Linked DNA regions of Homo sapiens: region 2 is linked to region 1. The links are chromatin loops, found by intact Hi-C in ENCODE. Cell type or tissue: pancreas. All regions are shown on one strand. Links, peaks and the distances in the headings refer to the core of each region. The heading gives the core; the rest is flanking DNA.

Region 1 (7,647 bases), core at 1,621-6,620:
AGTCCCCACAGGGACTCAACCCACTCTGATGAAAGGTGAAGGCCAAAATGAGGCAAAAGTAGAGGAGAGGAGGCAGAAGCCCAAACACAAGCTAAGCCTCCCATCATGCTGTCTCTGAGAAGGCCTCGGCCACGCCTCACTGAGGACCTTAGCTCAACCTTTCCAGCTAGCAGGGCTCGTGTGTGTGGGCTGCATTCCCCCAGTAGGGCCCCAAAATGCCAGGCTCTGTGGAAAGCAGACCTTGCCTGCTGGGGCTGGGGCTGGGGATGGGGGGACTTCACGCTCAGCCCCCTCCTCCTTCCCCGCCGCCTTGTCAACATCAAAGGCCTTGCTCTCCACAGGCAGTGCTCACAGCCTCGGAATTCTGCAGCAGCTGCTGAACCCTGCCAGGACTGCGTGCAGCAGGCGTCCCTGGTGTGCCAGGCTGGGATGGGAATCACACTCTTGCAGCCTTAATGTGAAGCACGTGTTTTACATGCTTTGCCCATGTAGGCGAGCTGCCCACGCCCCCTCCCTGCCCTAGCTCTGCTGCTGACACTTACGGGGGGTCAGTCCCAGCACACAGCCACCCACCTCCACTGGCCACACCAGGGTCACAGGGGGCTCAGGCTGCCCCTGACCCACACTGGCTTCGACCAGCAGGGCCTGAAGTTGGCCCTACTCAGTTGAGGTGCAGGGCCTCAAGAAAAGGCCTGCATCCCTGAAACTGGGCTCCAAGGCTGCCTCTGACTAGCCGCTGCCAGGCTTGGCAGTTGCCTTTGTTGGGAAAATCACAGGATGCCCCTGAAGGATGCCCATGTCCCAGCCCTTGGGACCGGTGAATGTGTCACCCTGTGTGACAGAAGGACTTTACAGATGTGATTCAGGATTTTGAGGTGGGGGATGATCTGGGATGATCCTGGATTATGTAGGTGAGCCCAGTGAGATCGCAGGGTTCTTATAAGGTAAGAAGGAGGTCAGTGGGTGGGAGGGCTCAGGGTCAGCGAAGGAAATGTGACAATGGACAAGATATTATTAGAATGATGCTGCCATGAGCCAAGGAATGCAGGCTCCTCTAGCAGCTGGAAAAGCTTCAGGAGGGAATTCTCTCCTAGAGCCTCCAGAGGAACCCAGCTCTGAGCACACCTCAATTTTACCCCCGTAAGCTCCATGTCGACTTTCTGATTCCAGAAAAGTTTGCGTTGTTTCAAGCTGCTAAGTCTGTTGTGATTTGTTACAGGAGCGATAGGAAACTCATCCAGCCTCTGGTCACCATCTCCCAGCCACACCCTTCTCTGCACCTCCTCTAGCCCCTGCAGGGCCTGCTCTCCTGCCTGCACCTCCCTTCCCTGCTCCCTCTGGGTCACCCCCCCCCCCGGCACTCAAGATCTGTTCCAAGGGCACCCCTCCCAGGAGAGTCCTCGGTAACTTCTTTCTAGACCCATTGGTGAGCTGAGTGGCTTATGCCCTCCTTTCCTCTCCCGCTATCGCATTCTCAGTCCTGACACACCTCCCATGACAGGGAGCTCATTACCCTTCAAGATATCCCGATTCACCTTGTCCTCAAAGGGCTGTGTTGCTGGTTGCCTGCTCAAGGCCCAGGGTATGAAGAGGTGAGGGCTGAAATCCAGCCCAAGATGGCAAGGGGTGCTGGTGTTTAGTTATCACAAGGGGTGCTGGTGTTTAGTTATCAGCAAGGGGTGCTGGTGTTTAGTTATCAGCAAGGGGTGCTGGTGTTTAGTTATCAACAAGAGGTGCTGGTGTTTAGTTATCAGACTCCAGCTCTTCCCTGCTAAGTCCCTAACTCCCATACCCAATTAAGGAATAGTGTGACATGGCCCAAAGCCAGAGGCTCACAGCCACCTGTATGGAGCCTGCCTGCCCTTGTCATAGGATTGCCTGATTTTGCAAATGAGAAAAAGGATGCCTTGTGAAGTCGGAATTTCGGATAAACAATAGATACTTTTTTAGTATAAGTATATCCCACATATTGCATGAATATCCTTATATCTAAAAATTATTCATTGGTTGTCTGGGATTCCCACTTAATCAGGCACCCTGTGTCTTATCTGGTGTGCCTAAATCATCATTTCTGTCGAGTGTGATGCCCAGAGTGCTCACCATGGCTCAGAACTGGGGCCCAAAGAGGATGTGTGGGGAAGTGGGGAGACCCATCAGCCTCAGACCTGAGGTGCAGATGTGGGCATGTCTGGCTCCCCACTTCCTTCTCCTTCTTGGCCAGCTCTGGTCTCCAGATGTAGTGAGGGTTTGTGGGGTAAGTGGGGAGCTGTTTCCAGGGCCCATGGATTTGGAGGCTTCAGTGGCCCTGCTCACCACTCTGCAGAGCTTCTGCTGTGAGCTTGAGCCACTTCCTTCCTTCCCGGGCCCCAGCTCCTCACTTATAGTGGGAGGTGTGGGTGGGGAATTAAGCCTTCTAAGCCACCTGCAGGACCACCATTTAGCCAAATCACAGAGACCAGTGCATACCCTTGCCCTGACCCCAGCCCCACTCCCTCCAACCCTACCTTCCCCAAATCACTTCCATTATGAGGAACGGAGAGTGAGGGGCCAGGGGAGGTCGAAGGATGCTGTCCTCCTGGTCAGCACCTGCCCTGTGCCTGCCCTTGCCAGGGTCCAAGGACCTTCTCTTGTGACTGCACCAACAGCCTGCAGCATATCTCCCCCAGCAGAGCCCTTGAGGACCTAGTGTCTCTAAGTCCCAAAGTCAGGCCCGCCAAGGAAGGCACTCCAGCCCCTGACCAAAGCAGGGGAGACCTCAGGCAAATGCCACCCTGTTCCAGGCCTGTTTCCCCATCTGGAACCCCAAGGCTGGAACCAAGAGAGCTCCCAAGGCCAGAGAGTGTCCAGAGAGTGACCGGCCAGTGCCCACACTCCCTCAGAGGCAGACCCCTTTGTTCTCCCTGGGGGGCTCCTGTATTAGCTGTCTGTGGCTGTGTAACAAATAACCCCAAAATTTAGCAGCTGGGGACCAAAAACATTCATCATCTCACAGGTTCTGAGCATCAGGAATACCTGGATGGCTCAGCTGGGTGCCTTTGTCCCAGGGTCTGTCACAGGCTGTGATGAGCCTGTTGACTGGGGCTATGGTCTCATCAGAGACTCGACTGGTGTGGGGATGCTCTACTCCCAAGTCCATACATGTGCTATGGGCAGGCCCTGGTCCCTGGCCACATGGGCTTCCCCACAGGGCAGCCTCAGAGCATGGCAGCTTCCTTCCCCCAGAGTGAGAGATCTAATGGAGGGGGGACCCAAAGGCGAAAGCCATGGTGTTTAAAACCTGATCTTAGAAGTGATGTCCCATCATGTCTGCTTATCGTACTCATGAGAGGCCATCACTAAGACCAGCTCCCACTGAAGGGGAGGGGATTACTCTGGGTGTGAACACCAGGAGGCCAGAGTCTCCAGAGACCATCGCAGAGGCTGCGACTATGTCTCCTGACAAGTTTAAGGGATTTGCAAGATGCACTGGGGCAGGGAGGGGTCAGGTGTTCAAACCCACTCATAGACAAGAAAACCATTTCCCTGAGAGAGTGAGGCAGATGTGTGTCCAAATCACTTTCAGGATGAATGGAAGAGTCAGGGGTGGGGAACACCCTTGGCATCTTCTCCAGCTCCGTCTCTCCCTGCCCTGGTTCAGGGCTTTCCTTGCCCCCCTTCCCCTCTTTCCCTCCCTCCCCTTCCCCTCTTTCCCTCCCTGCCTACCCCTGCTCCTTCTTCCCTTCCCCTCTTCCACTATCCTCCCCCTTCTCAGTCTCTGAGTCTCTGTCCCTTTCCTTCCCCACTCCCTTTCTTCCTTTTCCTTCCCCCTGGCCCCTCTCCCTCCCTCCTCTGCATCTCTGGTCCCGGGGTCCTCCTCACTTTCTCATTTCCTTTCATTTCTAGGGGCATCTCCCTGTGCAACAGGCCCCAGGCCCAGGCTGCAGGGACAGCAGAGCCAGGCTGCTCCCACCCACCCCAAAGCCCTGCTCATGCAGCTGCCGCCAGCCCGGATCCCGCTAGGGGGCACCATGAGCTGCGGCTGCGGACGAGGGGCTGCTTTTCCCCAGGCGCTGTGGGCTTGGAGAGAAACCCTGGGCAGGAAGGGTCCTCTCTTTCCAGTCCTGGAGCCAGGCCACCTGGTGGGCAGTGCAGCCTTCACACTAGGACCGCGGGGCAGGGATGCCCGGGACCTCCGGCCCAGCCCGCCCAGGCCACACATGTGAGCGTCTAGCACAGCGGCCACCTGCAGGGAAGGCATAGGTCTCTCCCAGGAGGCTGTCAGCAGCTGGGAGGCCGGCAGCAACCCCACTCCAGGCCTGAAGTATCTGCCACCTTTGGCAGGCTCTGGGCCCCATGGAAAGGCTGAGGGGCGCTCATCCCGGGTTGCCATCCCCAGAACCGGTGTGACAGGCCCCACAAGCACGCATGTGAGTCAGCTCATGCACAGGAGAGCCTCATGGAGCCTGCCCGGCCAAGGTCCCCAACCCCAGACCCAGCAGCTGCCACTGCGACCACCCTGAGAGCTGTGACTGCACCCAGGCCTGAACACACATGCATGGCCTGAGATCTGGGGGTGTCCTCCAGAATGAGGTGGACCCAGCAGGGGAAAAGGCTTTGCAGGGAGCGGTCACAGCAGGAGTGCCCCACGTGCACTGAACCTGCCCTGGGCCCCACCTCTCTTCACATGGGTGATGGGGGGGGTGCCCCAGTTTTATGGGATCTAAGGTGAGAGCATTAAAGACGAACAGGCATGCGTGGACAAGATGTGTCCTGCTGAGACCCAGAGAAAGACATTGCAGCAGGTCCTGCCGGATCCCTACAACCCACGGCTGCGTCCGGGGGTTGCTGCATTTTTCATCGTGGAAGATTCTTCCTAAGCACCCTCCCTAGACAGGCACGCACGCGGCGTGGATGCACAGGCTTGCACCTGCTGCTCACACCCTTGTCAGCCCTGGCTACTGTCAAACAGGAACTCTTGGGCCGATGTCAGCAGCAAAAGGAACCCCACATCTCATTGTTTCATTTTGTAATGTAAAATTCTCTGGTCAAGAAACTCTTCAGATGTTTCTGGCTATTTTTACTGCTCTCCTGTGAATTGCCTCCTTGGAGCCTTTGTCCATTTTCCTATTGAGAGTTGTTTCAATTAATTTATAACTTTTTTGTTTATTAAGGGTATTGCTCTTTTGTCTATCAGAAACATTCAACTATATTCCTCCAGTTTGTTATTTATCTTTTAATTTTAGTCTGTGTGTGTGTGTGTGCGAGTGTTTGTGTGTGTGGCGTGTGTGTGTGCATGTGCATCTGTGTGTGTGCGTGTGTGTGTGCATCTGTGTGTGTGCCTGTGTGTGTGTGTGTGCGCATCTGTGTGTGTGCCTGTGTGTATGTGTGTGTACATGTGTATGTGTGTGTGTCTTTCAGCACTCAGTGGTCTCATGATCTTACATTGGTTATTATTTTCCTTCACGGCATCTGGATTTTGCATCTTGCTTGGAAAGCCTTCCCCATCTGAGGGTCCGGTATTTTTCTTCCCTTTTCTAATGCTCTAGCTATTTGTCATTTATTAAATCTTCAGTCCCTTTAGGGTATTTGTTGGGTATGAAATAGGAACTAACTTTCACAGATTTTTGCCAGATGGAAGATAGAACTCTGGGGTCTCAGTCACCGACAATGAAGGTGTGGCGGAAAGACGTTTCCTTAGAAACTACACCCGAGGCCCCACCGATCCCGGCTTTCACCTCAGCAGAGCAGCAACCGGACCTCTGTGTCTTGTGCCAAGCAGAGATCTAAACCTCTTGCCAGCTCCCAGGCAGTTCCAGTGTGTCCCTTCCTCTTGGAGATATGCAGACCTCAGGGAAGGGGTGCCGGGGGTGCCCAGAGCCACCATGGCCCAGTCCTCCCCCCTGGGCTGGACCCTCACCTTGGACAAGATTGGAAGAAATGGAATGGCCCCTGCTTAGCTGCGGGGGCTTCCAGAGATATTCAACTGGGTCACACCCAGCAGAGTCTGCAAGAGGAGGAAGGAGGTGCTGAGATTTGCCCAGCTTCCTCCCGGGGTGGGAAGAGCTTCTCTGGCTTTCCTCCTTCCTCCAAGGTGAGATGCAAAGACAGGACATCGAGGTTGTGATCACAGCTGTGACTTGGCGGCCTCCCGTGCCCCCAGCCCCGGGCCAGCTCTTGGCCTCACTATCACCTGTCCACACAGCAGCCTGCAAGGTGGGTTCCATGATCCCCACTTTACAGAGGAGAAAACAGAGGCTCAGAGATGTCAAGCAACCTGTGCAGGGCCACACAGCTTGTAGGGAAATTGAACTCACCTCAGGAGGTGGTTGAGACGATGGAACCAGGCAATAGCAGCATAGTGACCACAAGGGTTTGCACATAGTAGGCCTTCAAACATTTAGCCACCCTCTTCTTTCCCTCCCTCTCTTCCTGGCTTCTTTCTTGGTTCCTCCCTCTCTTTCCCAGGAGACTATACCACCATCTGAAATCCATGATGACAATGACAAGCAAACTCATGCCTTGAGACAGGATACACTACAATAGAGGAAGAAACGGGAACTCATAATGGACTGGCAAGCACTATTGTTTATGGACAAACTTCCCCTTGGGAGGCAAGTCCTTAGACAGGTACCCCCAGGAGTCCCCATCCCTGAGCAGCTCCCGGTCTAACCAGAGATTCACACGGGGGAAGTTTCTACCCGTAGGAAGCAGCTCTCAGCATGCAGGGGAATCCAGAGGGGCTTCCTGGAAAAGGGGGCTCCTGATCAGATAGTCAAGGATTTGAGGCATGATAGATGCCCAGAGGAGCAGGGTCGCATGGTGGGGTCTGTCTGGGAGGTGCCTACTATTTCCTGGCTGTGTGGGGTATGCAGAGCTGGAAGGAGAGGCCACCTTTTTAAAGCATATTGAACACAAAAGCATACACAACGTACTGTATAATTTCATGTATAAAAATGTAAAAACCACTTAAAAATAGTGTGGAAAGCAGAGTAATTGTCACCCCTGGGACAGAAGGCTGCCAACCGGAAGGGAGGTGTGGTGGGAGGTTTTCTGGGGCGTTGGCATGGTTCTGTTTCTTGTTCTGGGGGATGGCTAGAGGCCTGCACCGCTACTCTGTGAAAATTCAATATGTACACCTCCAATCCATGTACTATTCCACCTGTGTATTATACTCCAATAAAAAGTTGAAGTTTGTTGAAACAGGAGCTCAGGGGATGGGAGAATTTGAAGATTATTCTGGAGGCGGTGGGCAGACCCAGGCTTCTGAGCAGTTCGTGACCAGAGCTATGTTTTCCGAGGATGAATCTGGCAGTGTGTCTTGGATGGATTAGCGGAGGAGGGGGGTGGGCTGGTGAGTGCTCAGAGACTGTCGCCAGTGCAGGTGAGAGGTAATTCACAGCCGCCCTGGGGAGGAGATGCCGTGCCACGGCTGTCTGGGGCTTCATTAAATACCAGAAAGAGAAATGAACCAATTTCACAGCCCTGGTCTGTGACTTCTCTGAGGATGTGAAGTCAAAGGCTATGCGACTCAAGGCCAGTAGCAATCCGATTAATTCCCCAGGATAAAGCCTTTAATCTAACACATAACAGCAAATTCTTGTTATTCCATTAAAAACAATACCTCAGCCCCCACGTTGGCTCCCAGGGCCTTAATGAGACCCCTTCCCT
Region 2 (7,080 bases), core at 610-5,609, 450 kb after region 1:
CCAGATCGTGGTTCAGACTCAGGAAAACACTGAGCCCTGAGAAGAACGAGGCGATCTGCCAGTGTGTGGAACACTAAGCTGAGGTCCCTAAGGGACAGAGCAAGGCGGATCACTTGAGATCAGGAATTCGAGACCAGCCTGGCCAACATGGTGAAACCCTGTCTCTACTAAACATACAAAAATTAGCCGGGCGTGGTGGCGGGCACCTGTAATCCCAGCTCCTTGGGAGGCTGAAGCAGGAGAATCCCTTGAACCTGGGAGGTGGAGGTTGCAGTGAGCCGAGATCATGCCCAAGATCTCTGCTCTTCCCCCGTCTTGCCTTAGTGATCCTGGGCATGTCCCTTCACCTCTGCGGCCTCAGTTTCTCATCTGCACAGTGAAGATGCTGATGCCCGCCTGGCTGATGCCCGCCTGGCTGCTTCCTGGACAGATTTCCCAGGATGTGCTGTGTGACAGGCCTTCCACACAGGCCCTCAGGCACCTTTTCTTCTTCCTGAGATGGAAACAACAAAAAAGTTGGTGCATGGTCACCAGCGATCCCCAAACTACGACCTCTGCCCTCTTTTCCTGCAGACCCCTCAAAAATCACGAAAGGGGCCCTTGCAATAGGGGGTCTCTATGGACTCAAACAAAGGGCTTTCCCTGGGAGGGGCTGCCGGCCTTTGCCTATAACATGCGTGATGTAGTTTTTAAGACTAGCAAAAGCCCAGCCTGGCATTATCTAGCATTGAGGTACAGCGTCTCACGGAAAGTTCTTTTTTATTCCCCAGGCTGTCCCCTTCTCCTCCATTCCCGGATAAGCCTTCACTCACCTCTGCACCTCACCAGCATCCACTCAGAGAGACCCAGCCCCTCAAACCCAGCCAGCAGGGACCACGCTGCACATTAAGTTTGCTCAACTGCTCCAGGTTATTTGAAAACTTATGAAACCTTTTTCTTAAAAAAATCAAAGTCCCATTGTGAGAGGGAATCCAGTACTTTCTTAAAAGTACTAACTCAGCAGCTGCAGGAATCTTCCTGACCTAAAGAAAGAGGAAGGAGAAAAAACACAATCACCCCTGGCTTCTGACACGCATACTCCTGGCTGGATTCTAGATTAGAACAAAGGGGACATAGGTCACGGAGCCATTTCTGTGCCTAGACACCACCTTTGATTTTGCAGGGTGGCGCACCAGGGCTTAGCCACAAGGGGGTCGTGATTCAGTGGGTATGAACTCCAGTGGGGGAGTGCGGGGAGAGACAGCAGGCCAGTGGTCCTTCGGGGAAGATGCGGGAGGGGGTTCTTTTTTAATTTTTCTGGTCTGTTCCACATAACTGAATGCCAGGGACCCAACCTGGATGGGTAGGGGGTGCCAGGTGCAGACCTGACTCTGCACTAGGAAGGAATGCTTGTCACCACCGGCAGGCATGTGTGCTTCTCAGCCCGTCCCAGAGGACAATCCCGAACCACTGATCCAAAGCCTTAAAACCCTGCAGAACTTTTGACCCAGGCCCCACTGCTAGGAATGAATAACATAGTAAAGATAGGTGGGACGATTGAGCTACCAGCGTGTTTATGACTACCACGTTTTCAGCAGGTGAAGTGCAAAGTGCCTAATGTTCACAAGAGGGGCTGAGTTGAGCAAAAGCAAATTTCAGTTCAGCCATACCCTAAAATATGAATACAAATATTGCCGTGGCTAATACCATGAAAACTTGGTCTCATCAAACCGTCTAGCAGATTACAAGCACTCTGGACAGTATGTTACTATGCAGAGACATAGGAAAATGTCTACGAAGAAATACACCAAAATGTTAATGACAGTCATCTCTGAGTGACTTCTCTTTGTTAATATCTCTGCATGTTCTGATGTTTCCCACAATAAACTGATGTATCTTTTGTTGATTTCAGAGCGTGGCCTTGAGGATGTTCCTTCACCTCTCTGAGCTTCAGGCTCCTCACCTGTACAATGAAGACAGCACCTGCCTCATGGATTTGCTAATATATGCAAAATGCATAGCTTGCTGCCTGGAAGATAATAAGTACCCAAATGTTAGCTGTTTTTATTTTTCGCTCAATTTTCTACATATAAACATGTCATTGTGCTCCGTGCTGGGGATATGGCAGTGACAGCTAAACTCCAGAAGAGAAAGATTAAACCAACACTCACAGACGATTAATCCGCTGCCGTGAGGACCAATGATGTATTCATTACAGTTAGGGATGCTGTGGTGGGGGGCACGTTGAGAGCATTTATCAGGGGAACTTTGTTGAGAGTTTTGATCATTATCTTAAGAGCAACAGGAAGCCTGACATTGAAGGCTTCAAGCAGAGCTGTGAAATCAGAAGTTCATGGTTTAAGAACTCACCATATCCACACCGTGGACTGAGAGGGGCCCCAGGGAGGTGCCTTCCCAGGAGGCTGCTGTGGGGGTGCGAACCACGGAGGAAGTGCTGCCACGGCAGATGGGGCGAAGTGGACAGACCCCAGCCCCTTCAGGAGGTGCAGTTTGCAAAATCTGGACACAGTGATGCCTCGGAGGGGCTTGTGGCGGGATGGTCGGGTGACCCCAGACCTCTAGTCTGATGTAGTGCGCCGATGGTTCCTGGATACAGAGGACTCAGTGGGGAGCAGGTCTGGGGCGTTGCGGAGTGTGTCTAGGGGAGTGTGTCTGGGGACATGCTGGTTTTGGGTTGCCTGGGCGGGGGAGGAGGGTGTCCAAGGGGATGTCCTGGAAGCAGAGCAGTCTGTGGTCGCTTTGAACTCGGGATCCGCGAGACCCCAGGGGTTCACCTCCATTGCATCCGGGAGAGACACCGGTTAGGGGATGCAGGACTCCCCAGCGCTGGGAGCGCGAGGCCTATCTAAAGGCCAGACGTTCTCAGAGTCCGAGGCTCGGGTACAGGTGTTGCGCCTCCGACGTGGAGGGGCGCGGGGCTGGGAGCCCAAGCCAGGTGCGCGGGTGGCCTCGCTGGTACACGAGGCGGCTCGGTCTCAGAGGGTCAGTGGGGGCCGGACCCTCAGCGTTGGTGGCCGCTTTCCTCTAGGGTGGGCGTATGGCCGCCTCCCCCAGGCAGTCCTCCTGCCTTGCCCGCGAGGCCAGCTCAAAAGCCTTTATGCCCGGGCCGCCCGCCAGGGGCGCCCTTCCCAGCCCGCGCTCGCCCGCTCTGCCTCGCCCACGCTCGCCCCCACCCCTGCCCTGAGCCCTGCATCCCGGGAAGCCCCCTCTGCAGGTACTCACTAAACATCGTGGAATGAGGGAAACAGAGACCCGGAGAGAGGAGCGCGGGGAGAAGAGAGCCCACGATGTTCCCAGCCCTTCTCCCAGTGAGATCATGAGTCATTTTATGTTCCAGCGTCTATGCTTCAACACCTTCCAGATTTTCCTCCGTGAGCTGGCATCTCCTCCGTGAGCTGGTGGAGTCAGAAACCAGCATTTTTCTATCACTGTTTCTGAAGATGTGCTGAATACGAACCAAAGACCAGGGCGCTCCGGGGAGGGGACCGGGCGGGCTCTAGCTTTGCGAGGTGCCAGGGGGTGTTGGTAGGGGCCGTGCCTGCTGCTCCCCCAGCGTGGGGCGGTCCTGGCGGTTTTCTGCTTGCCTCCTGGGCTCCCAGACAGCTTCCTCCAGCCCAGCTTCCCTGGCCCTAGAAGGAGTAAGCAGGCAATCCCTGGGATTTGCTTAAACCACCCACACCCCCAAAAATGTGTGTCCCCCTTTACTGGGAACGTGTTTACAGCTGTGTTATGTGGGGGTGTGTCCCATGCCCAGCGTGGGCCCCTGGTGGTGAGTAGTGTTGGGTACAGCTGGGAGCCTGGACTCCACCTCAGCTCTGTCCCTGGTATGTCCAGGGCCATGCCCGAGCCTCCTTTTCCTTGAATGGGACTCACCAGGTACATCTCCAAAGGAGGTTGTGAGCATTAAGTATCCAGGACTTGCCAGGGTGCTGGCACACAGTAAGCGCTCAATAAGTGCTGGCTACTGTGAGAATAACGTGAAGGGAACTGGATGGGGTGCTGGGCCTTGCTTTCCCCAGTTGCCCATACTCTGGCCCTGTGTGGCTTCCTCCTTTGGCCCGGCCAGCGTGGATGTGGTTGAGGATGACATATGTCTGTGGAAGGCCAGCTGACAGGCTCTGGGACAGCCATGACAAGTTAATGAATTCCGCTGTGGTTACTAAGGCACATGTCTGGGCCACGAGGACTTCTGTCTGCCGCACTGACCTTTAAAAGAGCGCCTCTAATACCCACCAATCACTCATGCTCTGATTGAACATTCAGAAGATGAAACCTGTCTGAGCTGAGAGTGATCAGTCATCCCTGCCGCCCCGTCACTGTCACTCCTTTCTGAATCATAATAAAACTTTGCAAAACTCTTTGGTTCACTCAGCAGCCTTTGCTGTGAAGACGGGGGCACTTTCTGACATACCTGGCGGTGAGGGCCAGCCCCGTACGCTCCTTCACCCACCCCAGCCCACACCGGGCACCCCTTGTGGGGAGGGGGTTCCAGCCCTGCCTGCGTACATAGCCTTTATTTTAATCCTTTAATAACCTTCTCGTTCAGCTTTCCATCTATCCATTGAGAAAACATTTATCAAGGATCACCTCAGTTTAAATGTCTTTGGCCACAAGGAACATAAAACCTGTCTCAAGCTAAAACCATAAAAACATGGATCATTTCATCTAACAGGAAGTCTAGAAGTGGAATGGGGTTCAGGGTGTGTGGTAGCTGGGTGTGGTCCTCAAAGACCCTGGTGCCTTCCATCTCTCTGCTCTGTTTTCCTACCTCTCTACCTCAGCGCTGGCTTCAAATGCAAAATGGAACCAAGATGGTGGCCAGCACTCCACTGTAGCTGGCCCCGACACCTCTCTCAGTGACTCTTTCTCTTTGGGAGTAACGAATCCTAAATTCAGTCACTCTTATTCTGGCACCTAAGATTGTATGGGTAGCCCCTCTCCAGAGAGTGCCCTAGATGCTACACCCAGGGGCATGACCTTGACCTTCCCATCAATCAGCCAACAGTCAGATTTCATCTAGCTGCCAGCTTTTTTAGTGAAGTTCTTTATTCTGCAAAGATATTTAGTTTTCTTTTTGATTAGCTCTTATTTTAATTCCCGCCTTAGAGGTCTATATTTTGTTTCTTTATCTTAGTGGTAATGACTGTTAGTGTTAGGTGCTTCCAAATAAAGCATAATTGATTTTGTTAATTGATATTTACAATTAGCCAGTTCTGATTCCTTTTTTTTTTTTTTTTTGAGAGGGAGTCTTCCTCTGTTGCCCAGGCTGGAATGTAGTGCCATGATCTTGGCTCACTGCACTTCCTCCTCCTGGGTTCAAGTGATTCTCCTACCTCAGCCTCCCAAGTAGCTGGGTCTACCAGCGTGCGCCACCATGCTTGGCTAATTTTTGATATTTTTAGTAGATGAAGGGTTTCGCCATGTTGGCCAGGCTGGTCTTGAACTCCTGACCTCAAGTAATTTGCCCGCCTGGGCCTCCCAAAGTGCTGAGATTACAGGCGTGAGCCACCTCGCCCAGCCACCAGTCTGATTCTTAACAAAAGTTCATAATGAATTATTATTTCAGAAATTTAAATCAATTTGTTTTAGAAACTTAAAAACAATGGTTAGGTTTTTTGTTTTTGTTTTTGTTTTTGTTTTGAGACCGAGTCTCACTCTGTTGCCAGGCTGGAGTGCAGTCACATGATCTCGGCTCACTGCAACCTCCGCCTCCTAGATTCAAGCGATTCTCCCACCTCAGCTTCCTGAGTTACTGGGATTACAGGCCCCCGCCACCATGCCCAGCTAATTTTTGTATTTTTAGTAGAGACAGGGTTTCCCCATGTTGGCCAGGATGGTCTCGATATCTTGACCTCCCAAAGTGCTGGGATTAACAGGCATGAGTCACCACGCCCAGCCAGGTTTTTTTAAAATAGGAATTTAACATACTTTAAGCAAATCAATACATTAATGAGGGACTATCAGCATTTACAGCACCAGGAAATCTATCTTTTAAAAAGGTTCATTATTATACATGTGTGTAGATAATAGTCACATTGCATGCCATTTTCAGCAATTTAATTCCTGAATTAAATGAAAATCAACACTTTAATACATCCTATTTTATTTAGTCCATGCTTCAATTTTTTTATTTTTGTTTATTTTTAAACTTTTAATAATGCAGACAGCCTTTTTAAAATCAATCTTCAGAAGCTGTAAAGGCCTCTGGTCTCCTTAAGCATTTCATATCCAAATTGATGTACTTTTACAGATATTTTTATGTTCTCTGTAATTGACAATATTTTAATTAAGACTGGAAAGTTATAGTCACAAGACAACCAATAATTCCCCCCAAAAGTCTAAGTCGTTAGTTAGGCAACATAATGAGAACTATCACACATTGGGATTCGTGTGCTCCTGACAATTATCCCTTTTCTGCCTTAAAGTCTTATTTGGATGGGAGAATTATCCAGAGAGGCAAGGGCGCCAAGTGGCCGGCACCACCTCACCACGCAATGTGCTTTTTGCCCAGAAAAAAAAGCTGTGACCTTTTCTAAGCATCCACAAGCACGAATTAAGAAACAAAGTTCTTGGCTAAGATCGATTGCCCCAGTATCCGATGGAGCCCAAGGAGCTGGTTACAAGGTCCAGCGATTACAACCTAAAGCCGAAATGACTCACGTAATTGCAGAATCGCTCATTCTAACAGCCTGATTGGAAATTGTCAACACTGTGTCTGGGACTAATGAAGCAAAGGAAATGGAAAAGGTGACATTTTCAAATAATATTATTAGTAAACGAATTGACAACATGTCAGATGACAAAGATGACACCAATCCAAAGTCTTATTAAGTCAAAAGAAGTTTTCATTGCAGATTGATGAATCTATATATTAATACATTACTAATTGGGCTCAGTTAATAGCACTAATTCGAATCCCAAAAGAAAAAGGCTGGGGAGGACACTGTTTGTTCTTTTGAGTAGTCCCAAAACAAATTACTGGGAATGAACCATTCAAACTGGACAATTAATACTTCGAGACACATAGCTCATGGTGGAGGCCCTGCTGTGTTGCATACAGATGTGGCTGTAATGATGGAA

What was found. Peaks named below come from ENCODE experiments on the same cell type or tissue, not always from the same donor. Only the 100,000 strongest peaks of a DNase experiment are listed, where the experiment ranks them.
Region 2: a loop joins it to region 1, with 2.3 times the contacts of the local background. A loop is called at or near these places in 5 of 110 quality-filtered maps.

Annotation. Positions count from the first base shown.
Region 1 is chr14:101,179,450-101,187,096 of GRCh38, forward strand. No RefSeq gene overlaps it. Among named protein-coding and RNA genes, the nearest start is that of LINC02285, 62 kb to the left of the region's middle. RefSeq lists enhancers at 3,666-4,299, 4,300-4,932. In pancreas, for the core only: a CTCF peak has its summit at 4,008 (motif pointing right); no DNase peak of the experiment used is centred there.
Region 2 is chr14:101,632,094-101,639,173 of GRCh38, forward strand. It overlaps LINC02320 (long intergenic non-protein coding RNA 2320), which reads right to left. Exons shown (of 6, transcript NR_184269.1): 2 at 3,223-3,395; 3 at 2,350-2,586; 4 at 813-1,022; 5 at 320-493. Among named protein-coding and RNA genes, the nearest start is that of DIO3, 74 kb to the left of the region's middle. In pancreas, for the core only: no CTCF peak of the experiment used is centred there; a DNase peak (open chromatin) is centred at 2,858.